2 separate regions of the Homo sapiens genome follow, and region 1 is linked to region 2. Evidence: read pairs that join two places in POLR2A ChIA-PET (ENCODE). Cell type or tissue: MCF 10A. All regions are shown on one strand. Links, peaks and the distances in the headings refer to the core of each region. The heading gives the core; the rest is flanking DNA.

Region 1 (5,387 bases), core at 208-5,207, 100 kb after region 2:
TCAGTTTCTCATATACATTTTTTGCAATAAAAGATCATTGTTATATTTTTAAAAACCTTGATTTTGTATATTAGTTTGTTAGGCAGACACCTTGTGTGTAAAGTTTAAAAGTTGAGGTGGATTAGTTATGTTGGAAAAACTGGGGTATTTTTATGGAGTGTATTAACATATTCATTCATTTAAATATTTATTGACTACTATGTATAAGTTGTTAATTTTACTACTATTGTCTTTGACTTGGGGATGGAAATTTCATATTCTTCCTTAAAAGCTAAAATTGTAATTCAGAATCCTGTGTCTTACATATTTTTTCTACCCCTGGGAAAAATATAGTTCAAAAACATATGTACCATACTATTAATATTTGCCACTTCCCTGAAGTTCAGTAAGCCAATGATGATAGATTTTACTGTTTTCTTTATGTGGCAAAGTGTTATGAAAAGGCAGTGATTGATATATTCCTTTTCGTAGATATCAGCCAATGTTACAGACATAAAATTCATAAAGAAAAGTACGTAAGCAATAATAGTGGAAAACTTGTCATTCCAAATGGATGATCTTTGGACCAGGTAGCCATTCTTATTTCCTTGTCTGTAATACCATGCTAGCATTATCATATGATGACGTAGCTGATTATAAAGATTGACAACATTAAGAAATATGGCCCCAGTTTTTTACTGCCATGGAAATCCCCTGGTTAATCCAGCCTTATAAGTAGATTATAGTTATTGAACTTGGAAACGAGAGTGGGTATATAGAGATTGTGATTTAGTCATTTTATGCTTGGAGAATGTGCTTCAAATCTCAGATCTCAGGCAATTCTGTCTGCCTAAATGAAGGTAGTCACTTCTTAGCCCTTTATTCCTAATCTTTCATTGGGTGGAGGAATCCCACAATTTCTAGTTGTGGTTGCTGAAATTTGGTAAGGCACAGCTAGTTAGGTTATAGGTTATAGAAACTTGATACATATTTATTGTACTCTGTAATTCTATTTCTGTTCAAATTCCATGGAATCCTCTAGGGCACCCTGGGATTGTGAATTAGTGTGAATGAATGTAAATAGCTTTAGTGGGCCTATGGAATGAAGACTTATTAAACCACATAAATAACCGTCCAACCACATACACCCATATTCTGCCTCAGGATCAGAGAATCAGCTTTTCCATTTTCGGGCTTTTTTTTTTAATTTTTTTTTTTTTTTAATGTAGAGACAGACTTTGTTTGAAAGCTGTTATTCAGACATTCCTATATTATAGGATGACAGTACTGTTGCTCAGTTGTAAGTTTAGAAATTCCAATGATGAGACCAGTATATATTGGAAAGAATATGACTTTATGAGTTTTGAATCATGAAAATGGGTTTGAATTACTGCTCTGTCACTAATTGTATGAGGGGCCAAAAATCTATCTCACAGGGTTTTTATGATGATGAAATGAAAAATATCTTGGTGAAAATCCTTAGGACGATGTCTAGTACTTAATAAATGGTAATTTTTATTAGCCTGTGGAAAGTATCCTAAATTTTTCTTTTTTGATATATGCCAGCTCCTCCCAATTTTTTACTGGCATTGTCACTCCAGCTTTTCTTTGTTATCTTGTCTTGATTTCCTTTTCAGCCTTGCAAGGCATTTTAGAAACCCATGGTAGTTTGGATACTGATTTATTTTATTCATATCCTTAAATTTTCTTTTGTGAAGTATTTGATAAAAGCTGAGAGAAAGAGTTTTTGAATAACTGTAAACCGAAAAACTCAGATACTGCTGGGCCTACTCTTTTTATGCATTTTTTTTGGACTATTTCTTTTGAACACTACTAACTTGACAAAAATTAATTTTAATCCTTTCTATAAAATCTCAAATCATAGTGTTTCTTGAGATGCGCCCCTTGACAGCTTTTCTTCAGTTTGATTATGTAAACAGTTTTAACTTCTACAAATATCTTTTTTTGTGAATAATAACTTGAACTTTGCTCCTTACACCCCTACCCCCAGCCAGTGCCTCAGGTTGACAGCTTTTTGTAATCTTTCTTTTTTGAAACATTGTATGTGACAGTCAGTCAAGGTGGACTGCTTGGAGGGTTTGTCTGGTTTTTTTTTTTTTGATATCTACCTACTTAATAAAAAAGGGACTTATCTATTTACAGTGTAAAATAATATATTGGAAAATTTTGCCCCTTTTTCTGTGGTATAATCAGTTAACTATTTAGAATCTTGTAAAAAATAAAGTAGAGGTTCCTCTTCAAAGAAACTTTCCTCCCCGTCTAATTAGGAATAAATAGTAACTTCTCTTAGAAGCAAAATTTATTCAAAGATCCGTGCTAACATTCTTAAATACTACCTGTAATAAAAAAAATTAATGTACTTTATATTCTTAGCTCTCACAATTTAGCCTAAATACTTGCCCTGGCATGCTTATACTGGTCCAAGAAAGCATTAGGTCGTAGCTTGTTCCTCTTCCTTATTTGGAAGTATTTTTACCTTTCTTAGCATTCCACAAGTTACTTCCTCCTTCCTTTGTTCTCCTCTGCCTTTGCCTCTTTTAAAAAGTTCCAAGTCGCTAGCCAATCGTGACAAATACAGAATGTGAGGTCCCGTTCCAGCCGATGGAAACCAGACACAGCAGTAAGGTGGACGCGTCAGGTTATAAATGACCCTGTCTCCTTTGTTCCATGCACTCTTGTGGCAAAACTGTTGGCGAGTGTACCCTTTCTGCAGAAAGTAAAAATGGCCTTGCTGAGAGAATTAAATTTATGTTCAAGTGCTATTTCTTTGCAGCCCCAGGGAACAAGCATTCTGTTTCTACATAAACATTTTTGACATATAACAATCCCATTTTTCCCTAAGCTTCAGTTATTTCTGTAGCACTTTGTCAATTTCTGCTTATCTGTGTATCTTTAGTATAATTATTGAATCTTTTTCTTTAAATGAACTTGACTCATTTTCTCTTAGTTTCATCTTTAGTTTTCCTGATCTTTATAAACTGATAAGTTTGTGCTAGTTATAAACTAAAGAATAGTTCATCCTGAAGACATTTCACTTAATGCACTTGGGAAAGACTACTTATATGCAAATTTGGTTCCAGATTGGATTGTTTTGAATTTTAAAATAACTTCATATAATGAGTCTTCTCCTTGCTTTAGATAATTTAATTGTTTTTGTCTTTGGATATGTTAAATGTAGGCATTTATTGGTTGTCAACAAATGTTAATTGTCATTACTTATAATGGGCAGCTGGGGTATTTCTCCCCTATCCCCTAACATTCTACCTATTTTTTTTTAATTACAAAAGTAATATTCTCCCCATCCCCTAACATTCTACCTATTTTTTTAAATTACAAAAGTAATACATCTGCTTGCAACCACTAAAATAAACAAACTCTAGGAGTCAATAAAGAAAAAGTTGATATTTTCCTCTCCCCTCGGGTTTCTCCCTTCTCTAGTTATATTCCTTGGAGTAGCCAACGTTAACCAACACTTTGATAAGGAGTATTTTTTCAGTGTGTTTCTCTTTGCTCAAAAATATATAAGCATATACACATAAATATACAGGCTTCTTGTTTTTCTAATTAAATAGGGATCATATTATTTATTGCTTAGTAACATGTATTACTCATTTAACAATATATCATGGCTATCACTTCAGTTCAGTAAATGGAACTCTAATTTTTAAAAGCTGAATAATATTTTATAGTACACTGTACCATAATTTATTATGTTATTTCCCAACTGATGGATGTTAAGATTGTTTCCTTTTTTTGCTATTATAAACATTAGTTCACTCTTATGACTAGAGAAGCAAACATTTGAAATAAAGTATTAGCAAAATAAATCTAGCCACGTGTTTAAAAGGTAATACACTATGATCAAGTAGAGTTTATTGCAGGAAGGCAAGGGCATTAAAATATTAAAATATTGTATAATATTAACACATTCTGAGATAAAAACTACATGATTATTTCTCTTTTTTTGGGGAGAGTTAGGGGCTTCGTATTGTATTTATACAAAATAGCATAGGGAGATGCCTGCCCATGTGGACAGCAGTCCAAGTTTTATACAGTTCTTTGGTCTTAAAAGTTGATAGACAAAAGTCTTTATTCTGGGGTCTTTAGAGGGGACTCTATGGGTCCTGTGCCTTGGCCTTGACCTCGTTACTGGCCATTGGTTGCCAAAGCTTAGTATGTTGACAGTATGGACAGCTGGGAAAGAGACTGGGATGGATGGTGTGGGTGATATCCAGTTCAGGGCTGGTACCTTTTAAGAGTACCAATTTGATTACTTTGGGCTTGAGGAGCACCTTTTTGGCCTCTGTATAGGTGCTCATTGCCTTGGAAATGTTGGCCTGAATCTTTTCGAGGACTTTTTTGTTGGGCTTGTTGGCAGAATTATGCATTCCTTAGAATCTGAATGTCTTGAAGCCATTTCTGTGCCATTTTCAGGACTGGTCTTCTGTGATATTGTTCTTGGATTTGGCCATATCTGTACTGCTGGCTGCAACTGTGGGAGTTGTGGAGACTGGAAAAAAGAGCCCCATGTTGATTTCAATAGATGCCAGCAAAGCATTTAATAAAATTTTGGAATAATTTCCCCAGAATGTATATGGCATAATTTCCTAATCCTTACTTGAATGAAGATGTCTTTTATCTTGATTAGTGAAAGGTATTTTGACCAGACATAGTATTCATGGATCATAATCCTTTTTTTTCATGCAGCATGTACACGTTATACCACTGTCTTCAAGCCTTTTGTGCAGATGAAAAGTCTGATTCTCCTTTCTTTATAAGTGTCTTCTATACATGCAGTTTTACCATCCTTATATGCCCTGAGATTTTCAGGTTTAATCTCACGGTATACTTTATCCCTTTTATATCATGAGAAACCCAATGCTGCCAGTAATTCCTGTCTTTATAGTTCTGTGTTTCTGCCTTTCTGACCCCAGTTTTTTCTCTTTTTTTGGTCTTATTCTTTAAAGTAAAGATCTTTTACCTTATTTTGCAATAGCATGTTAACAGTTTTGGTCTGTTATATGGGCATGTCTTTCTGGCATGCCTTCATTGTCTGTAGGGATATTCTACTCCTATTCTCTCATTTCTTATACTAGCAACTTCGTATGAGATTAACCTTGATACTTTTCTGGGACTCATTTTTATTTGAAATAAATTTTAAAAATATTTTAGAGTGTGGCTGGGTTTAGGAAAGCATTTTTTAAATTTACAGAGCTTTCTCTTCTCTTGCTTTTCTGTACTTTTAAAAAATGTGGCAAGGCAGGGCACGGTGGCTCACGCCTTTAGTAATCCTAGTATTGGGAGGCTGAGGTGGGAGGATTGCTTGAGGCCAGGAGTTTGGACCAGTCTGGGCAACAAAGTGAGACTTTGTATCCACAAAAAATTTT
Region 2 (5,387 bases), core at 254-5,253:
CGCCACACGCCTGGCTAGTTTTTCGTATTTTTAGTAGGGATGGGGTTTCACCATGTTAGCCAGGATGGTTTCAATCTCCTGACCTCATGATCCTCCCTCCTCACCCTCCCAAAGTGCTGGGATTACAGGCATGAGCCACCGTGCCCGGCCTTTTTTTTTTGTATTTTTAGTAGAGACGGGGTTTTACCATGTTGGCCAGGTTGGTCTCAAGCTCCTGACCTCAAGTGATCTGCCCACGTCGGCTTCCCAAAGTGCTGGGATTACAGGCGTGAGTCACTGCACCTGGCCTGCTTGTTTTTTTTTTAAGTAAAACTGTCGTGCGTCGTCCAACCCCACATCTTCACTGGTGCTGACAGTGAGGCTAAGGGCTGTGTATTAGGAAGAATGTCCTCCCTTATCCCATCTAAAACAGATTTCCCTCAGTATGATATGCTAGTGCCAGCCATCACAACGTTATGTAAGTAATTTTTGAAGCTATTTCTGTTTTTAGCCTATTCTACCTCTTGGGGGGTAATGAGTTCCATACATTTAGCAACCATTTTTAACTTGCTTGAAATCTTGAGAAAATCTCAAGAAACCTCTTCTTTAAAAAAATTGTTTAAATTGACAAATAGTAGTTGTTCGTATTCATGGGGTAGCTAGTGATGTTTTGATACACATGATGTATAATGATCAGATCAGGGTAATTAACATATTCATAATCTCAAACATTTATCATTTCTCTATGTTGGTAACATTCAGTATCCTCCCTCTCCCTATTTGAAACTGTATAATATATTATTGTTAACTATAGCCATCTTACAATGATGTAGAACAATAGAACTTACTCCTCCTACCTAGCTGTAATTTTGTATCCTTTATCAAATCTCTCCCTACCCCTCCCTTCCTCCTCCCCTTCCTGTCCTCTAGTATTCTCTGTTCTACTTTTTACTTCTGTGAGATCAACTTTTTTTTAGCTTCCACATATGAGTGAGACCATGCAGCGTCTTCATTCTAATAAGCTGGGGTTTGGTCTATTTTCACATTATCTGTACTTTTCATAATTCTTGAAACTGCAGTATATCCTGTCAACCTCCAGCCTTCACCCTGACCTCATACAGAAGCCCCTCCAGCCCCTTAATCACTTGAAATGCTTTGTGAACTCCCTGCTTTCTTTCTTGAAATGTATCAACCAGAACTGCACATTCCAGTCTGTGTTAGAAACAAAGGTTAGCCGGGCATGGTGGCAGGCACCTGTAGTCCCAGCTACTGGGGAGGCTGAGACAGGAGAATTGCTTGAACCCGGGAGGCGGAGGTTGCACTGAGCCGAGATTGTGCCACTGCACTCCAGCCTGGGCGACAGTGCAAGAGTCCGTCTCAAAAAAAAAAAAAAAAAGAAACAAAGGTAAAGTGATGTTTTCTTTCCCTACAACCCCCCCTACCTCACCCCCTTACTTTTTCTAACAATTTCCCAAACTTGGTTCGCCTTTGGGCGCCAGAGCACTTTCCTGAGCACTCTGCAATGAGTCCCAAGTCCCTTTCCTGGGTCACAATCGTTGGTTCATAGTGGCAGCAGCTCGTCCTCTATAGTTTGTACTTTTTCTCCTTGTCACTCTTATTTCCCACTGAAGTATATCTGCCAAAGTTGTGCCCACTCACCCAACCTCATTGCACCTCACCAGTTGGCTTCTGTCTGTATTTTTTTGTTTGTTTTTTGTTTTTCGTTTTTTTTTAGACAGAGTCTCACTCACTTGGTCGTCCAGGCTGAAGTGCAGTGGCACGATCTCGGCTCACTGCAACCTCTGCTTCCTGGGTTCAGGTGAGTCTCCTGACTCAGCCTCCCGAGTAGCTGTCATTACAGCTGTGCACCACCATGCCCAGCTAATTTCTGTATTTTTAATAGAGACGGGGTTTCACCATGTTGGCCAGGCTGGTCTCGAACTCCTGACCTCAAATGATCCACCTGCCTCGGGCCCCCAAAGTGCTGGGATTACAGGTGTGAGCCACTGCGCCTGGCCTCACAGTCGGCTTCTTGTTGAACAGACATCTAAAAGCCTAGAGATTACACTCCTAAATTGTTGTGTGATCCCACCCGATTTTACCCAGTTGACTGAAGCTCTTTGGAAGTGCGGCTCTAAATATGTCATTGCTAAAATTTTTTCCTTCCACAGGGGATAATTAAATCATGTCAAATATAGAAGCGACTTGCTCATCCCTCCCAAGCAGATTTATGGAAACTCACCTGGAAACCACCACAACCTGGAAAGGTGGCAGGAGGATGTTTATCAGGCACGTATGAGCCCAGCTTCTCAGAAGATAGACACAGGTGCCTTTGTCTCTGAACAAGTGGCAGGAGCTGGAGCCACAGTCACACTGGGGTTCTGAGTGGCTTGAGACGGGACATTGTGAGGTTTACCAGGAGGACCAAAAGCACTCAAAGTATGTGGAGGTCAGAGCAGTGGCAAAGAAGGAGTCCAGGCGGGCTGGGGAGGGGTCAAGGGGCATCAGGCAGCACGTCTGGGAGCCAGGATGACAGATGGGAGATTCAAAACAGGGCACCACTAGAAGCCTGAAAGGAAGGCAAGGTTTTATCAGGGTAGGAACTGAGCTCTGGAGAAAGAACAGGACAACTGGCCATGGCTGAAAAGGGGGCACAGGGTCAGCAAGTTGAAGACAGATCCTTATGATAATGAACCAGGGTGGAAACAGGAAAAGAGGGTTTGATGCTTTCTTTGGGGCAAACGATTCTCTCCCTATTCCTGCAACAATAGCGCAGGTTCCTAGATCAGTCATTTGGTCCATTAGCAGCTAATGCTGGTTGTGGGTATCACACCAGTAGATGGCCATCACCTTCATAAAGCTCCTGCACAATGCTCAGCTCGTGAGTGCTCCAAGGAAAACATTTCTGTGGTGACTGTGTTTGGGATTTTTGCAAACTACAGGTCCTTCTTGGGGATTCACAGTGTACATTAGCTCTGAATGTGTACAGCGTGCATTTTAAACACTCTGCCAACTCCTGAGGTATAGAAATCTGTTTCATTGTTTTTAATTTAATGTTTCTCAAATGTAGTTGACACCCGGGTCCAACAGGATCCTTTTGCTATATAACAACCCTGAACATTCTGTGGACACACCTTGAGAAACATTGTTCTAGAACATTCCTAATCTGGTGTTCCCAGGCCCTTCACAGCCTGGGCCTGCCCTTGTTTCCCAACTTTTCCTTCCTTTATTTTCTGACATTCCAGCCACATTAAGCTCTTCCCTTGCACACGCTCCTGTTGCACATTTCCTTCTTTCTTGCTATAGCAGGTGATTCATCATCTGCCCAAAAATGGGAAAAAAGCTGAGCCCTGCTCACTTCACCTCACTGTCACCCTCATGTCTGTCTATCTTTTGAGACCCACCTCAAAAGGAGCCCTGGATTCATTCTCTGCCCCATCTCTGCTCCTGCCTTCCTGTTCCTATAAATAATCCTTTGCCGCCTCTGATCCCTTCTGTCCTGGTATCTGTTACTGTCAGGGCACTTCACATGTTTTACTTTGTATAAGGCCATTTATGCCTTTTTTATTCAAACAGAATCCACGTCTCACTTTTGTACCCACCCCCCTACCAACAGAACACAGCATATTTGTAGGATTGTTAGTGGGAGCAGAAAATATGATGCCAAAACTTCTGAGGTTGGGGTAAGTTCTCTTCTCAACATTCAGGCCAGAGTTGGCAAATACCTGGCTCACCTGCTGCCAACCTGTACTCTCTCACTAATGGCACAGACTCATCAGAGAAGGCCCCAGGAGCTTCTCAACACAGTGCTCCCAGCAGTCATGATCAATGGGTTAGAAAAGGCATGAGAGAGGAAATCTGTTATCCCTGATTTAGACCTTTTGCCAAAGTGAAAGTTAGGAGAATTTAGTAAGCTGAATGTGGGAGCTGTTAATGCTACAGACCAATGACTGTCCTCTAACAGAACAGAGCAATTAGCAAAAGTATTCATTATACTTTCATGTTCATGTCTAGTCTCAAGGCTAATTATTTGTATAATTAAGATGTTACCAAATGCAAACAATTGATGAGCCTGATTTCTTGGAATGAAACATGAGACTTATGAAATGTAAATAGCTGTGAATCACTAACAGCTTTCCTTTACTTAGGCATTCTACCAAGGCATAGCCCTGTTACATTAAAGAAACAATGGAAGTATAATCCCATTCATATTTTTTAGATGACAAAACAATATGACGTATGAATTTAAATCATAGAAAAAGCACAGGTTTTAATTCTCACTCCACCATTTTCTAGCTGTGTGCCCTTGGCTGTGTTACATAAGCTCAATTTACTCGTGTTACTTACAGAGAGATGTCAGTTTCCACATTCAGAAAATGGGTGTAATAGCCCCTAGTTCAGAGGACTGCTGTGACAATCAAATGAGTTAACATGTGGAAAGAGTGCACAATCAATGTGAGCCATTGTTTTCATTATTCTACTTGTATCTACAGATTATACTTTGACAATGATCGCTTGGATTTTTTACAGTATGTAAAAAACATTAGAGAGAAATGGAATGTATATAGATGTCTCGCTATAACACCATCTGTGTGTTACTGAAAAGCTTCCATGGTCTAAAAATGGCCACAAGCCCCAAAATAACAGGGTTGGTGGGGAAAAAAAAATAGGGTTGGGACAGTCTACTCAAAACCTGGCTGGGTGCAGTGGCTTACGCCTATAATCCCAGCACCTTGGGAGGGTGAGGCCAGAAGATTTCTTGGGCCCAGGAGTTCAAGACCAGCCTGGGCAACATCATGAGACCCTGTCTACACACACACACACACACACACACACACACACACACACACACACACAGACACACACACAATTAGCCAGGCATGGTGGCACACACTTGCAGTCCCAGCTACCCAGGAGGCTAAGGCAGGAAGATTGCTTGAGCCAGGGGAGGTTGAGGCTGCAGTGAGCTGTGATTACACTACTACGCTTCAGCCTGGATGACAGAGCAAGGCCCTGTCTCAAAAACAAAACAAAATGAAAAACAAAAACAACAACAAAAAAACTATGCAATTGTAACCAGAGCACTCACAAAAACAATGTCAAAACTAATGAAACATTACCCCAGTAAGCCTCAGCTTTCACAAACATTTGCACACCGCATCCCAGCCTTGAACCCTAGGGCTCCTCCTGCTGCTTTGAGATATAGGCCCTGGAGGGCATTTGCTTCTAATAGGGACCAGTTTTATCAAAATTAAACATTTGATTTAAAGAGCGGTGTTCTTCGCTAACCCATCCTTCTAATACAAAGAGAAACGTTTTCACTGCTTCTTCAACAGCACCCTCAGTTTTTCCAGAAACTTGACAAGAGAACAGCATAGTGGTTCCCAAGTCACTAAATCAGTCAGTCC

Evidence for each region. ChIA-PET counts read pairs that join two places held together with the same protein. Peaks named below come from ENCODE experiments on the same cell type or tissue, not always from the same donor. Only the 100,000 strongest peaks of a DNase experiment are listed, where the experiment ranks them.
Region 1: POLR2A ChIA-PET joins it to region 2 with 5 read pairs; 3 of 35 experiments call an interaction of 5 or more read pairs at or near these places.

The regions. Positions count from the first base shown.
Region 1 is chr17:62,974,370-62,979,756 of GRCh38, forward strand. The region is part of intron 1 of TANC2 (tetratricopeptide repeat, ankyrin repeat and coiled-coil containing 2); the gene reads left to right. Among named protein-coding and RNA genes, the nearest start is that of TANC2, 11 kb to the left of the region's middle. In MCF 10A, for the core only: no CTCF peak of the experiment used is centred there; no DNase peak of the experiment used is centred there.
Region 2 is chr17:62,873,048-62,878,434 of GRCh38, forward strand. No RefSeq gene overlaps it. Among named protein-coding and RNA genes, the nearest start is that of MARCHF10-DT, 67 kb to the left of the region's middle. In MCF 10A, for the core only: no CTCF peak of the experiment used is centred there; DNase peaks (open chromatin) are centred at 3,194 and 4,174.